Linked DNA regions of Homo sapiens: region 2 is linked to region 1. Evidence: chromatin loops called from intact Hi-C (ENCODE). Cell type or tissue: OCI-LY7. All regions are shown on one strand. Links, peaks and the distances in the headings refer to the core of each region. The heading gives the core; the rest is flanking DNA.

Region 1 (2,922 bases), core at 206-2,705:
TTTCAAAGAATCTTTTTTTAGCCAAAGAAAGAGTGGTTACTGAGGCCACAAAACCCTTTATTTCAAAGCATATCGCATGCTCTCTCAAAGCCAGTTCTAGATAATTTATTTCAAGACCTTTGCTGCTGACCTAAAATGGAAACTGGACAAGTGACTTAAAGACTCAGACCACCCAAGGTCTACCCAGCCTCTCCCAGCCTCTCATGATTTCTGGTTGGTTCAGCTGGTTGCAGAACAAATGAAATGAGTACCTCTGTTTAGTGCACATACAAATCTCCCAAGATGACCATTTAAATGGAAATTCTAGGGTCTCATGCTGAGATATTCTGGTCCAACAGGCCTGGGGTGGGGCCTCAGAATTGGTTTTTTTTTTTTTTTTTTTTAATTGAGAGAGGATCTCACTCTGTCACCCAGGCTGGAGTGCAGTGGTGCAATCACAGCTCACTGCAACCTCTGTTTCCCGGGCTCAAGCGATCCTTTCACCTCAGCCTCCCAAGTAGCTGGGACCACAGGCATGCGCCATCATGCCCAGCTAACTTTTTGCATTTTTGGTAGAGATGGGGTTTACCATGTTGTCCAGGCTGGTCTGGAACTCCTGAGCTCAGCAATCCTCCCGCCTTGGCCTTCCAAAGTTCTGGGATTACAGGTGTTAGCTACCGTGCCCTGCCAGAATCAGCATTTTTAACAAACATAGGAAAATTGTTAAAATCACAGGCTTCACTGATCAATGTACCCAGGTCTGAATACTGCCTTAAGCCATTGGCACCTTAGCATTGAGCATCTCTGAGCCTTAATCCCCTTATCTAGAAAAGAGTGTTGATAATAACTGTCTTTTAAAATTGCTGTGAATTTTTTATTACCAGATGCTTTGAGAAAGCCCTCAGTACGCAGTAGCTTTTTTTACACGTGTGTGTGTGTGTGTGTGTGTGTGTGTGTGTGTGTGTGTGTGTGTGTTTCCTAGAGAACCTGAGAGAATGGAGTTTTGCCAGCAGTCCAGATTGACTGCTTTTTCTCAGAATCAGCTCAGCAGCAAACACTGCTGGGCTGGAAGAAATCAACCCAACACAAAAAGCAAAATCACCAGGCCCACAGCCCTCAGGCACTGCCAATTTGTATCCCTTGTAAGAGACTTTTAATATTTGAAGCTGAATCTTATTGACTCACAAATTTATTCTGTTCTTGGCCTTCAAAAAGGATCCTGAAAAAAAAAAAATTAAGAGAAATCATGAGGCGAAGGTGACACCTACTGGCAGCGCGAGGGCCCTGCAGAGACCTTCCTGTTGCTCAGCTGCCTTGGCAGGGATTAATCCTCGAAGTACTCATCCTGCTGCCCTCGCAGGCAAAATACTATCAGTAAGGAAACAAGCAGACACGTAGCAAAACTTTACAGGCAGAAAGTTTACATCAAGTATTATTTATCAAAGTGAAATATTGGAAAGAATCTTTAGTGTTCGACAGTAGGAAACGGGTTAAATAAATTTTGGTACATCCATACAATGGAAGTACACAAGCAACAATTAAAAGCTTGTTTTTAAATCATTGTAATAACATGAAGAAATACTCGTATTAAAATAAGGGCTAAAAGCAGGTTATAGAACAACACAAATAGGATAATAATTAAGTAAAATTGTTGTATGTATATGCTCGTAGAAAGAAATCTAGAATGAAATGTAGAAAGTGATCATCTGTAAGATTAGTGTTTTCTTCTTTACACATGACAGTATTTTTCAATGCTTCTGCAATGGAAATGTATAGGGAATATAAAGCAAAAGAATAAAAAATAAATTCTTAATAAAGAAAAAGAATTTCAATGACATTTTAAGACAGAACCAGAGCCCCAAAACAGACACTGATAGAATAGTGGTGAATATCAGAGGCGAACAGTAAAGACTCAGATCTCAGGGACTATGATCAGAGAGGCCGATGAGAAACAGAGTCTGATCTATGCAATGACGTTAGCAGAATCAGATACGGCCACTTTGCAGGACAGTGGAACAAAAGAACAAAAATACAAGCCTGCGTCATTATCTAAGAGGCAGAAAGTTTTTTATTTTTCCTGGCCTAATCATCAGACTCTTACAACACCCTCTCTTTTTATCTCTAGAGAATTTTCATACATAAATGACTGATTAAAAGGTCTTCCCTGCTGGCTAAGTGCATACAACCGTCTCTGTCTCTTCAATGAATGTCTGATTGATGTACCTCTTATTTCTCCCACGGTATCGGGAGAGGCCCTGGCTCTATCACACACCAACTCTGAAACCAAAGGGAAGTCACTTGACTTCTCTCAGCTTCAATTTTCTCATTGATAAAAATAAAGATGACAATAGCCACCCAACTGACCTCCCACAGTTGCAATCTTTACATGAAATAATATGCTTTGAAAGCAACCCCGTGGGAATCACATGCAGGGTCATAGTAGCCAGTATCCTTCACTGAGTGATTAGGTGCCAGCCACTTCACAAGGTGTTTTCTTACATATTATTTCATTTAATCATCATAAAAAGCCTATGAATGAATATAATCTCCATTTTACACGTGGGAAACTTGAACTTATAACCTGATCAAAATTGAACAGGTTTTACATCGCAGAGCCAGGATTTGAATTCGGTTCTATCTCCAAAGTAAGGATCTTAAATAATAGGCTGTACTGCTCCACAGACTCTTAGAGCACAAAGGGACCCAACAAATCATTAGGCTGAGTCCCTGTAGTTAGCAGATGGGGACACTAAGTCTCAGAAGGGGAACATGACTTGCTGTTACAACTAACAAGAAACCACAAGTGTCTCTTCACAAGATACTAAGATCCATGGCATTGTCTTCCAGCCAATGTGGTTCCTGGTCACTCAAACCTCAGGGAGTGGGCTGGGGTTTCTGTTCTCATTTAGCACCACTTCTGCATTGCTGGTAACCAGAAACTTT
Region 2 (2,922 bases), core at 136-2,635, 130 kb before region 1:
ACTGGAAATAGAAACACACATTTTTCAGATGGTTCCAAAAACATTCTTGCATTTATTTTCTAAAAAGAAAACTTTAAGAACAAATCATGAAAAAAATAAAATAAAATGAGCTGCCTTGCTTTTTCTTTCCCTTTTTTTTTCTTTCTTTCTAGCTTTCTTAAACATACTTGTTCTCGAAAGAAAAAAATTGGAAGGAAAATACTCAGATGCCAGGTGTACCTTTATTAATTGGCTTAACATGCTAGTCAAGAAACCAGCTAGCTACACTAACCACCATCATCATCTCTCTGTGCCTCTCAAAGGAGACTGCTGGGTTTCAATCACTGTACATAAGCAGTTTTTTATTCTCGTGTCACCTCTGTAGAGATCTAATTTACATGTGATCACTTAAAGCCTCTTTTGAATGTTTTAAATAGTCAGAATCTCAATAGCTATCAACTTTTCAGAAGGGGCTTTAGCTTTAATTGTATTGTACATCAGGTATTCTTATAATGTTAAACAGTCAAGAAATTTATAGTAAAGAAAGGAATTCTTTGTCAAGCAAATAAAAAAAAAGCTGATAGCCACAACATTCATAACCAAGACTTTTTTTTTTTTTTTGGCTTAACTATTAGCCACCCCACAAGGCAAAATATCCCTATCCCTAAATTTCGAAAATATTCTATTTGGGGAGTTATTTTTTTGGAGTAAAGAAGAATGAGTTGGACCACCTCTGGCCATCTGTGTGTTTTTTCATTTTTGTAGCCTTTGCTGACTGCAATGCACTCTGGTATCTTGGACTCTCTTGGGGAAAAATAAGCAATTAAGAAGCTTTCCAGAGACCAACAGTTGTATAGGAACGACTTGCAAACAACATTTCATCACTCAGGGAATAAACATCATTGCTTATGATGTACCAATTTCTCTGCTAATATCTGGGAATACAACCATAAGCCGGATAAACAAGTTTGTTGTCTTCCTGGAGCTTCCAGTCTAGAGAGAGAGAGACTAAGAATGCTGCTTAAATAACAACATACATAGAAGAAAAATGATCTGTCAAAAAAAATCTGGCTTTTTAAAAGTAATTTTCAAAAAACGGTGAATATACTGTTTCAATATTTTAAATACTGACCTATAAAAAAAGGAATTAGCATCTATTTCATTGCTACTATATGCAAAGGGCTTTCCATATATTTTTATTTAATTTTCACAGAGATCTTTGTAAGTAGATATTAAGAACACTGAGGCTCAAAAGTTGAAGTCTCCAAAACGAAAACATGGCCTGTAAGGGATAAAGCCCAGTAATACCATCCACATTCATCTGATTCAAAAGTCCATGCATTTTCCCCTACACTTCCTGATTTCCTTGACTAGGCTTTGGCACCTTAGCCGAAACGCTCACATTTCTTCAGACTTCTCTTTCAACAGTGTACAAGGAGGCACACAAGGTTCTCTAGCTGATATCTTTATCTCTGATTCGAATAATTATCTGAAAGTCCAAAAACTTCATTTAACCTTAAGTAAAATCTTCAGACAACCCCACCCCCATCTCCAGTAGCAACACAGTCTGATGTTTCATAATTCCTCAAGCATGCTAGCACTGAATGAACTTCAACTTGCTTAGCAAATTTTCATTGCAGACGAAGTTTCTGTGCTAATCTGGAATTGATACCTTATAAGAATACAGCCCAAATTGGGAAGTTGAAGAGTTTATATATCTCAAAATTCCTTAGTCATAAAATAATGAACTAGCAACAAAAACGTCTACCTTCCTAAAGCATATTACAATCTGACTGCACAAGTCTTTTGTTCTAAACACTTATAAAGGGAAGTGGATGGTCCTACTGGAATCCTACTAGACATATAAATGAAGAATTTTATATTACATTTTGTAAAAAGTTTATTCTCCCTCAATATTTAAGGGAATTAGCTGGCAACATTGGCCAATAAGCAACCCACATTTACCTACAGAATCATTTTTAAATATTTTACTTTTTTAAAAAAGTACACATTTTGCTTCCAGTATGTAGCACCAAAGGCCCATTCCAGGGCATCCCTCCCACTGAATAAACTAAAACCTCTCAAAAACAAAAATATAGAAGGAAAGTAAGGGGAAAGGTAGATTCAAGAATCCTTAACAAAATATTATTACACTGTGTTTAACAATATACAGACAATACATCATAACTGTGTAGAATTTATTCCAAGGAACTAATGTTGGTTTTAGCATTTGAACACCAATCAAATATAATTCACTCATTAACAGATCAAAGGAGAATATTCATATTATCATTTTAATAGATGGGGAAAAGACATTTGACAAAATTTAGCACTCATTTGTGATTTTTTTTTAAAACTCTCAGCAAACTAAAAATATTTGGAAATTTTCTCAAATTGACAATAGTCATCCATGCAAAACCTACAGCTAACATCATACTTGACATTGGCACCCTAAGATTGGTAACAATTCAAGGGGACCTGCTTTCACTGCTTCTGTTCAATATTATACTGGGAGTCTAAACCACTGTAATATTTTTTAAAAGAGGGAGAGGGAAGTAAAATGAAAAAGATGGGAAAGAAATAATAAGAATAAAGATCAATAAGAAAGTAAAATAATATTTACAGGCAATAGAATTATTTATGTAGGAAATCTCAGGGAATCCACAAAATAATTACTAGAACTAATAAATAAGTTTAGTAAGGTACACGGACGATATTTTTAAGCCATCGTATTCCAGTATATAAGCAGCAACAATTCAAAACTGAACTTTAAAAAAATTCCATTTACAATAGCAATAAAAAAATTGTTTTAAGCAAGTCAAATGTGTCTACACCAAAAACTATGGAATACTGCTGAGAGAAAGTAAAGAAAACCTAAATAAAAGGGAAGATAGACCACATTCGTAGATTTAAAGACTCAGTGTATTAGTCAGCATTCTCCAG

The links. Hi-C counts contacts between places; a loop is a spot of excess contacts. Peaks named below come from ENCODE experiments on the same cell type or tissue, not always from the same donor. Only the 100,000 strongest peaks of a DNase experiment are listed, where the experiment ranks them.
Region 2: a loop joins it to region 1, with 3 times the contacts of the local background. A loop is called at or near these places in 5 of 110 quality-filtered maps.

What each region holds. Positions count from the first base shown.
Region 1 is chr2:37,394,402-37,397,323 of GRCh38, reverse strand. No RefSeq gene overlaps it. Among named protein-coding and RNA genes, the nearest start is that of QPCT, 51 kb to the right of the region's middle. In OCI-LY7, for the core only: a CTCF peak has its summit at 1,237 (motif pointing left); a DNase peak (open chromatin) is centred at 1,263.
Region 2 is chr2:37,520,727-37,523,648 of GRCh38, reverse strand. No RefSeq gene overlaps it. Among named protein-coding and RNA genes, the nearest start is that of LINC03063, 40 kb to the left of the region's middle. In OCI-LY7, for the core only: no CTCF peak of the experiment used is centred there; no DNase peak of the experiment used is centred there.